2 separate regions of the Homo sapiens genome follow, and region 2 is linked to region 1. Evidence: read pairs that join two places in POLR2A ChIA-PET (ENCODE). Cell type or tissue: MCF 10A. All regions are shown on one strand. Each heading gives the region's core, and the rest is flanking DNA. Links, peaks and the distances in the headings are about the cores only.

Region 1 (5,337 bases), core at 172-5,171:
GTGGATTTATTTATATTTAGATGTATTTATTTATATTTATTTTTATTTTATTAATATTTATTATATTATTAATAAATATTTATTTATATAAAATATATAACATAATAAATATTTATTTATATTTATTATATTATGAGGCAAACATAACTAGAATGCTGCAAAAAAGGAATGCTTTTTTAGTCGTTACTATGCAATGCCTATTACTTTAGAACAATATTAAATTCAAAATAAGATTTCATTTATATCAGTAAATATAAAATTATTCCTTGATTCCTATCAAATAAATACCATACACTCTAAGTGAACATCTATTGAGAATATAGCAAACTAGTGGTCTCTGTTCTCTAAGATTGGATCCATCTTCCTCTTCTCTGTGATTTACCTCCAGGGGGCAGTACAGTTCTGATGATGGGCTCTGGAATTTGACCGCCCTAGCTAGAATATCTGCCCTGTCAGTTTCAGTTATATAAACAAGGACAACTTATTTAACCTGAGCCTTAGCTCCTCATGCATAAAATGAAAAAGCATAGAACCTACTTCATAGGATTGTTATAAGGATGAAATAAGAAAATGTCCAGTATATAACAAGTACTCTTTCAACATTTGTTGCTATGATTTATTAGCATTATATTAGGTTTCCCTGCGACATCATCATTAAACATAATTTATTAAACCCATATATTTTAAGCACCTAATGCATGTAAGGCACTGTAGGTTATGATGCTAAAAACACAACACAATCCCTCTTCTCCATAAATTCTGTCAGGTGGGGAAAAACACACATATAAATTATAAATAGAACAATACAGTAAGACCAATATATGAAGTACTGCAAAAGTACAAGAAGGGTAGATGTCATTACCTCCAACAGGCTAAAAAAAATAAGGGGGTTCTTATCATTGCTGGAGGATGAGTACATGGATCAAATCGAGTTGGAAATGAAAATGCCACCTCCCAGTCTCCTTCCCCTCAACCCTCCACCCAGCCTTGGGCACCACTCTTAGCTGTTTGGAAAAAGGCATGTGACCTAGGCTCAATCAATTAGATGCTCTTGAGTAGACCTTTGATTCTTGAGAGAGAGAGATGCCAAGTTGCTGGAAGAGTCAGAGATATTCTTGGCCCCCCATAGCAGAGGCCAGAGGCTAGTGGCCAGCAGTACACTGGTGTGTTGCCAGAAGCAGCACTTGAAATGGCAGCAGGAATAGTGACTGATCCTCAACAGCCTGCTTCAATGGTGTGAGCTCAGCTGGATCCTCAGCTGTTTACTGTCCCTTGATTTCCAATCTCTTTCTAAATCTGATCTCTAGTCCTCTCACCAATTTGTAAGAAACTCAATATCCTTCCAACAAATAATTTTTCTGCCTATGTTGGACAGAGGTTTTCTGTTAGTTGCAACTAAGAACCCAGACTTGTACCTTGAGTCATGAAGTAAAACTTGCCAGTCTCATTGGGACACCGTCTCCAGCTTTCCAAATGACCTCTAATTACCACTTTCTTCTATGTTAATTAAGATACTATTAGGTTGCCTATTTCAGTGTAAATGGACTTCTTGATTGTGACATTTTATCTCAGCAAAATGTGTATCACAGAAAGTATTGTCTAAATTTTCATTAGCAAAAGAATCTATTGTTTCTACTTGACACAAAAATAATTTTCTATTATTCATCCCTTCCACATAAGACCCCCTTACTCTTCTTTTTATGATAAGCAATAAAGAAGAAAGAAAATAATGTACAGGGAAGAACAATGCAAGGAAACGGAGAAACAAGGAATCATTTATTGGTTTCCTGCAGAAATCAACAAGCCACTCTTATCTTTGTATTCCTCTTAAGTTGATCAAATTGGCATTTTTGTAAAAAGTCAAATATCAGCAACTAGTTGCTTAAAGTAGAAGTTTCAGACACAGGCACATCCCAGCCTGTGGACCTCTGCTTGAGGATGAACAGGTGAAAAGGATTGAGTTGAAAATGCCCATTCCTCTAAGAGGCTCTCAAGGACCACCAGGTAGGGAAACAATTCTTGGAGAATCTCTTATGTGAACACAGTAGAGAGAAAGATCCTGTACCCTGAACTAGTACTGAAAAAAGAAAGATTAGCTGTCCTTCATTATTTGCGCTGTAGGGTATACAGGCAACAAAACCCAGTGAGAACATTTAATAAAACATTGTCACTTTCATATCCCCAAATTTCTTCCTTGCCCTTTATCACTTCCCAGCTGTCTCCAGATTTTATTTTGTATCCACTTGAGCTATGAGGTCAGAGTTAAGCCTTCAGGAATGTGTCTCTCTATAGGCAGAAACCTGACTCTTCCTGAAAAAACCCTTAGTAGACCTTGGGAAAACTGCAGTTGCTATCACATGTACAGAGAGAGCTTTTGCAGTCACTGGACTTTAAATGTTCTTTTTGTTGGACTGCCAAAAGGTTACTGCTCCCTTGAGAACTGAGCCAGTTCCTCTAAACCCCTCCCACTGACTCATATGTTTGTCTGGCTGCAGCTGCTAAAAAAGATGGGAATTTAAAAGCTGCTACACAAGTGCAAAAGCAATCACCAAAACAGTGGCAATATCCTCAGGTCTTAGACCGAAAATATCCATACTGAGAAAGGCATAGGGTTAGGAGAAGAACACTAGATACAAAATACTGGAATACAGAATGGATAAAGATGAAAAGAAACAAGAAGGAAATCACGGGGTTCTCAGGGCTGGAAATTATTTTCTTCTGTGACCTTGCTAAAGGCCATCTCATGGATTTATTTTTTCGGCCCTGTGGTTACGTTTTCTTTGACCTAGATTTCCATGGAGGTTGGTATTGATAAGTTGTCCACCACTGCAATGTTATAATCATATTTTTCAACAATGCTGAGAGAATTTAAAAAGTATATTATCATCATTATTATTTCCTCATTACTTCCATCCTAACAATATCCCAGTGGGTATTTCCTAGGCAAAGTAAACATTTCTTAGCTCTCAAGTTCTTGTATACAAATCTCATGTTTCATTCGGCAGTGCCCTGAAAACATTGATAAGCCAGCACTGTTGTCATCCAGGACTCTAACACCATTTCTGCAGCCTCTCTTCACCCCTCCTCCTTCTATACTGAGAAGTGTTCTCAAGTTTTCCCATCTTTGTCATCAATCAGGAAAGTGATCTAATAAGCACTGATCCAAGGTGTGATGGAGAAAGGGTACTTCCATTCTCTGCAATTATTCATCTTCAAAAAGAGACAAAGGGAAATGATGATGGTCACCACACAGGAATTGCTAATAATAGGACTTTTATTCAAAAGTTTGAGAGAGAATTAGATAAGGGAAGCCTTCCTAGAGAGCCCTCAAATAACACTGTTGAGACACATAGAAGGTACGGCTCTCTAAAATACTGAAATGTTTTCCATGGATGCCCGTTACACTACAAATCCTGAACAACTCATTTAATCCAAAAACAGCTGAAACACTATTTGCTGCACCCATTTAACCCATGTGAAAGCCCGTGCCCATAGATCAGAAATGTCATCTTTAGTGTTAGAGAATGCTCTGTCTTACCAGAATCTGTCTCTTCCATAGCCTTTCTTCATCTGTTACAAAAGCAGGGTGTTCTTTCTTAAGGTTTATTCATCCTAAGAGAGCACTTGAGAATTCCACTAACTGTATCTCACTTTCTTGTTGTGGCTGTAACCCTGTCACCACCAAACCCATTATTTTGCATGAATGTCTCTGACAATACGTACATAATCCACAGACAACTCCATCTGATGTTGTCTTTAGATCTTGCTTAGAGGGGTCTTGTCAAAATCTCCATGGATTCATTTTCTGCCAGTTTCTCTGTGTATTTCCACAAAGATCTGAAACTATTTATAAACTGCTTCACTTCCTGGAAATTTTTTGTTACTCCAAGGAAACTTCTAAGGTTTTAGAGCATCGCTTTGGAACTGGCTGCTTTGGCACTGACCCTACTTTTTTGATTCTGGGGGAAAATGTTCCAAAAACTCATGCTTAAATAATCTCAGCTAAATTACTTATGTTATTTCATAAAATCATTCCTCTGCAGCAAAACTGTAAACACTAAGAGGATAGGAAATATGCCTGCCGTTTGTTTGTCTGTTCACTCATTTAATTATCATCATCGTCATCATCCATCCCGATGCCTACCACATCTCCCCTGCATACAGTGGGGACACAACAACATTCAGGTAATGGATACTGAACTGGGTCATTCAATATTCACGGCTGTGTCTTTGTAGGCCAAACATTTTTGTCTATACAGACAAATGAAAATGGAGATGTTAAAATAGTTTGGTCTACGAAATACAAACTAACATTTGTCTCCTAGCTAAGAAATGTATCAATGTAGAGCTGGGGGGGGGGGATTATATTATTCACTTTCTAGAACACTGGCTAATGACACTCCAACTTGTCAGCAAATAGTTATACATCTCAAGGAGCTAGGTCTCCTTGCCCTTTAAAATCTCCAGTGAAGATGTAGAACAAAACTTTATGTTTCACATTCTTTATTTAGACGCATTATAGCATCAGATGTTTTTTTCTGCCCTCTTTTTTACTTTAGCCATTACTTCTCACAGTAGTGTTTGTAATAAATGCACACAAGAATTAACTTATTGTTAAGCTTTTTAACTTAAGCTGTTATTACTCATTAGCCATCATTCTTGGTGTACATTTAAGAATTCTGACTTTAAATGTTACTATTTAAAATGTAAAATTACCCTTGTTAGAGTAACCTATGGATCAGCATTCAGTAAGGTACCACCTGCAAATATCCAGTCCTTTTTTTGTGTTTTAAAATACAAATAAATCATTAGACTTAATGGCTATTGGACAAGTCAAATCCATTTTTACCTCATTATAATAGTCAAATTTTCAACCCTATTTTAAATGGGGTTTACAGGACTCTATGGCCTAGATTGGATCTTAATTTTCAGTAGTAACATTTAGGACATGGCTTGGCTCTTTTGTGCAATATTAATGAGGAATATATATTTGTATATGTATATACTTGTGTATTTGCGGATATATGTATTCATAGTCAAGATTTTGTTGATACACTCCTATAAAGATCATCTCTCTCACTTGAATCCCAAACACATCCAGATCCCTTTAAGTATAACAGAAAGCAAACTGTTTACAGAAATAAAAAAAAAATCTGCATTGAGCACTTCTACATGCCCATGTACTCAGATTCTCCTAACAACCCTACCAGGTAGCCATTATTATTCATATTTTATAAAAGAAGAAACTGTATCACAGAGGAGTTATTTTCTCCAGCTCTCATGGTCAGTAAGTAAAAGAACAAAAATTGCCTGACTGCAAAGCCAGTACTCTTTCCA
Region 2 (5,337 bases), core at 74-5,073, 180 kb after region 1:
GAGCTTTTGTCTCCCTGCGAATTCTTCTTTTTGCTTTTGCAGATGCCACCTGATGTCTTCAACCTCTTTAGAGCTATTTTTATGGGGTGACTCTTGCCTCCTCTGCCTGGGCCCTGGTCATGGCTTGCCATCACCACTACCAAGTGGTTCAATGCTTTTCTCTCCTTGAGAACTACTGTCTCCCCCTGGGTATCCTGTGGCTCCCTATTGTTAAATGACACTGTTGCTTGGGCTACTCAAAGCTATTTCCAACCCTCCTCTATCATGATGCCTCCAACCACAGGGGCTATAGAGTCAGATATATACTCTCTTAGCTTCCTTTTACCCCCCAGCCCAGATGTAAGCAGAGATTCACTGGAGGGAATTCAGGGGAAGCTTGCCTCTTTGATAAAAAGGGACACCTGCAACTGGTAAGCACTTCCAAGTTTCTTCTTCCTGCCTCAAAAGCAAAAGTAAGAGCTACAATTTCAGCACTTACATTGTGAGCATGAGGAGACAAGAGAAGCACAAAGATGCTCACCTTGACATCATTGAGCCACTGAAACAACATCAGCAACCTGTACTTCAGGACTTACTACGATGTGAGAAAAAAACCTCTGTTATTTAACTCCTATCATAAAACCCAATGTAGTTGGGTTTTTTGTTTCTTGCAGCCAAAAGCAAGTCTTACCAACATATTGCCATTGCCATGATCAGAGCCAAAACTGCCTCTGCATCTTAGGGCTTTAGTGAATCATTCTATTTTTGTGCTGCCCAGAACATGGGTGAGAAACTGACCTCACAGTCTTATTTAGTCCTGTTGAAGTCTACAAGCACTTCAGGATTCTTATGGTTATTTGGTGCCTATCAACTTTTATTTTGGTTGTTTGCTTTGAGTCCTAAGCCAAATTGCCTTGTGAAACTGGGTGTGAAAAGTGAGTGCAGCAGTGTGAGAGCAGCAGTGTGTGTAAATACTACACCAGTACTACATACATGGCCACTTTGGCTCTCCCAATCCCCAGGCCAATGCCGTAACATATATGCCAACCCACTTCAAATAGGATTATGGCAACTTATCTACTGAATACTTGGTTAGTATTTGTGGAAGGCATCCACAAATACCCGCCTACATTTTAACTCCCAAGAATATGGACATTAGTTTCAAGCTCTGGAAGCACGTGTGCAAACAATCTCAGATCACTAAGATCATTCATTCTAGAGGAGAATCACATTTATATGAATATATATTCATATATATAATATATTCATTATATATATGAATATATATCATATATATAATATATTCATTATATATGAATATATATAAAATATATTCATAATATGTATAAATATATTCATAAATACATATATATAAATATATTTTTTGAGATGGAGTCTCTATCCCCTAAGCTGGAGTGCAGTGGTGCAATCTCAGCTCACTGCCACCTCCACCTCCTGGGTTCAAGTGATTCTCCTGCCTCAGCCTCCTGAGTAGCTGGGATTACAGGCATGTACCACCACACCCAGCTAAATTTTGTATTTTTAGTAGAGACAGGGTTTCACCATGTTGACCAGGCTGGTCTCAAACTCCTGAGCTCGAGTGATCGACCCACCTCGGTCTCCCAAAGTGCTGGAATTACAGGCATGAGCCACCACCAGGCCTTAAATGAATATTCTAAACTTCACAGTTATTAACTCTTTATTTCCTTCTGTTACCAAATAAAAGTGTTTTCTATCATAGGAGAATCTCTTGATATGTGCTATTAATCCCATCTCCTCCCACTTTCTCAGAAACTTTCTCCTCTAGACAATACCCATTTTCCCCTACATAACTTCAACCTCTCTTTCTCTACTAGACACTTTTCATTATCATCTATACATACTATTGTCTCTCCTGTCTTAAAACATGTATACACAAATTTTACCGAACTACAGATCTCCAACTAAAATTTTATCTGCTCTCCCAGTTACAAAATACATAGCTATAGCTTCAATTTCTACTTCCTTCTACTACTGACTTCTCAGCCCACTCCAAACTGGCTTCTGTTCTTTCCTCTCAGATTCTAGCATTAAGTCGCCAATGATGTGCATGTTGCTAAGTCAATGAAAATATTCATGTCTTTCCTATTTAACCTCTCAGCATCATTTGTAACAGATTTCCACTCCTTCCTTCTAGAATATTCTCTTTCCTTGCTTTCTATCTTTCCACGTCTGTTTACTTCTGTTGTTTTCCCTCTGATTTATTGTTAGTCCTCTTCAGAGACTTCTCCTCGACCCCAACTTTTCACGTAGACCTTTTATCATGACTCAGCCTCGGACCTTCTTCTCTCTCATATTTTCAAACATCACCTCTCATATCTTATGAGATAAGGTGATCTTATCTACTCTCATATCTTCAAATGTCATCTAAAGTCAGTGGTTTTCAAAATTATATCTCCAGCCTAGACTACTCTTCTGAGTGAGAGACTTATAGGTCCAAATGTTTATAGTATTTCCATTTTGGATACTTGGATGTGTTAGAAGAATTTCAAATACAGCATGCCCCAAAATAAATGTATTATATTTAACCATCTTGCCCTAAAACTGCTTCTCCTCTAGAGCTCCCTAACATAATAAGTGGTACCCACATCCTCCCAGATGCTCCAGCCAGAAGCCTGTGATCCAACCATAACCGATATCTCCCTTCATTATCTACCCCCAAAAAATCAGCCACCAAACCTAGTTTACCCCACCTTCTAAATCTATCTGTTTTCCAGTTAACGTCACCATCTTGTCTCAACCAGACTACTCCAGTTACTTTCTGGCTAGTTATCTCTAACCCACTTTTCCTTGCCTCAATCCCATTTTTCACATGGCAGTGAGAGTAATTGTTTAAAATGTAAATCTAATCAAATCACGCCTCTGCTAAAACCATGTAGTGGCTCCTCAGTACTGAGTATTAAATCCAAAATCCTTTGTATTTCCTGAGAAAAACAAGCTCTTTCTTGCCTCCAGCCATTACATGTGCCTCTGCCAGGAATGCTGTTTGCTCCACACTGTGCACAGCTAACTCTTACTCATCTTTCAGGTATGAGTTTAATTACTACTTTCTTTAAAAAAAAATTTCTCCTGATTAGATTAAAAATATGTTAGGTTCCCTATTTATTTTCATGCCACCTTGTGATTTTTCAATTATAGAACTTGTCACCTTAGTAATTAAATACTACTTGTGTGATTCTCCAGTAGGAAGACTCTAACTAAATAATGTAAGCTCCATGAGGGTAGAGACTGGGAATAATTTTCTCACTAAGGTATTCTCAATGGTTATCAGAGAGGAACAGTGAAGCTCAATAAGATTTGTTGGATGTGTAAACTGAATTTTACACACTTCCATCTTTAAGATTTATATTGACTTTCTGTTCTGTTCACAAACATACTTGATTTAACTATGACTACTTAAGTTTTAATTGTGATCATTATTCGATTATGACATATTTATACTTTAGAAGTATTTGATTATGAAAAGGAATAAATTTCTAAAATCTAAAAGAAGTTCTGGATTTTTCTAAGAAGTCCATTTTAGGAACAGAATTTCATTTTTCTTGAAGACTACTAGCCAGTCAATTGTCATGTATTTAAAAAAAGAAAAAAAAAGATAAAATATAAAAAGTCAAAAATCAACTAATTCAGTACAATTGGTGCCTATCAAGGTTTAAAATATAGAACAACATCTCTCACTTTCTTGAGGCATTTTCTAAATTGAACGAAATGTTACTACTAAATCTAGAGCTGTGAGATTAAGTAAGAAAAGAAGTTGAAGAGTGACACTCCAAAAATTTTCTCTAGTAATGTTTTAATACAAGGACCTAAAGGCCACTCTGTGTCCCTGAGGTCCATTATGAATATATGTGGGAATAGAATGATTAACATATAATCAGAGACTATGGGAGAAAAACCCTCCAAAGAGAAAAAAGACTAATGAAGACTTGAATTCTGAGAAAGCCCAAATTCTCAAGGGTTCTGATCTATTGGCATAAGAATATTATGGCAGACAAAAGTAAGAGGAAGTAGTAATTAGAGCAGATTTCTTAACTGCAGCACTCCTGACATTTTGTGCTGGATAATTTTTTGTTACAGGAGGCAATCCTGTGCAATGTAGGATATTTAACAGCATCCCAAGTCTCTGCCCAGTAGGTGCCAACAGTAAACCCACCCGCCAATCCCCAAATAGTAACACTCAAAAGTGCCTCCCATACATTGCCAAATGTACCAGGGTGGGGGTGGGAGGGCAGGTGGGCAAAATTGCCCCTGGTCGAGAGCCATTGAATTGGAAAAAGTCAAATGAATTTGTCAATTCAAAAGTGCAAAAGGACACAGGTTTTCAACCATTTACTGATTTCTTGACTCATATATTTATTCATTCATTCATTTGACCAGACACAGTACTAGGCACGATGTTTCAAATACGAGTACAGCACAGTTTGTGTTAGGAGCTGAAAGTCTATAAAGAGACAAAAAGCCCACTGTCTTAGAATGTATTGTGGATTTGCAGTTATGTGAGGTGTAGGTTTTAATGAGGAATCAAAATTAACCAATAAAGGTCCTAACCTTGCCCGAAATTCATAGTACACCTGGTTATGGTAGATATAGTAAATTGTTATTCAGCATCCAATTCATCTTCCTAGAGTGCCTTCCTGACCTGCACCAGTTGGACTGGTAAAACTACCTTGCCCAGAATCCCTTGCTGCCAGGTTTCTGTTGCATAAGGTTGAATCTACAAGTGAGGAAGAGTCTATCTTCCTGCTGCTTGCTGCTCAGAGGCACAGTCCTGGAAACTCTGGGTTTTCTCCAATTGTGTCCCAATGTCTGGTCTTCAGCTCTGTGGGCATCCAGAGGTAGGTACAGTGGGGATAGTAGTGGTTTCCTGATCCCTGAATGACAGCTATGACACTGTGCTTTTGAACTCAAAACCAAACAGGTCAGTAGTGAACTCTTAAGTCTGCCTCCCTGCTTTGACAGAGGCAGCAGCACTGCTATCTCTGGAACTTATCCTGACACATTCAGCCTTAAACTTCTAGCAGTCTGATGAATATATATAGGCCTGATTCTTTGTATTATAATCCGTCCTACTTAAAATAGATAGAATGAGTTCTGTTTTTTTCTTTTTTTTTTTTCCAAACTGAGCCTTGCAACTGTATACAACAAACTGTAATAGCTCAGCAAATCAACCACACACAGTGCGATCACACACCCCCAGTATGGAAATGGATCACAGTTTCTTCAGTTAAGCACCAGATGAAGAATTTGGCTTTCATTTAGGGGCCATGCTGCATGAAAAATATGTTTGCTTTTGTTTGTGTGTTGTTAAATTGATGCAAG

The links. Peaks named below come from ENCODE experiments on the same cell type or tissue, not always from the same donor. Only the 100,000 strongest peaks of a DNase experiment are listed, where the experiment ranks them.
Region 2: POLR2A ChIA-PET joins it to region 1 with 5 read pairs; 2 of 35 experiments call an interaction of 5 or more read pairs at or near these places.

What each region holds. Positions count from the first base shown.
Region 1 is chr3:107,205,924-107,211,260 of GRCh38, forward strand. All of the region lies in intron 1 of LINC00882 (long intergenic non-protein coding RNA 882), which reads right to left. Among named protein-coding and RNA genes, the nearest start is that of LINC00882, 32 kb to the right of the region's middle. In MCF 10A, for the core only: a CTCF peak has its summit at 371 (motif pointing right); DNase peaks (open chromatin) are centred at 408 and 2,378.
Region 2 is chr3:107,389,986-107,395,322 of GRCh38, forward strand. No RefSeq gene overlaps it. Among named protein-coding and RNA genes, the nearest start is that of CCDC54-AS1, 10 kb to the left of the region's middle. In MCF 10A, for the core only: no CTCF peak of the experiment used is centred there; a DNase peak (open chromatin) is centred at 2,986.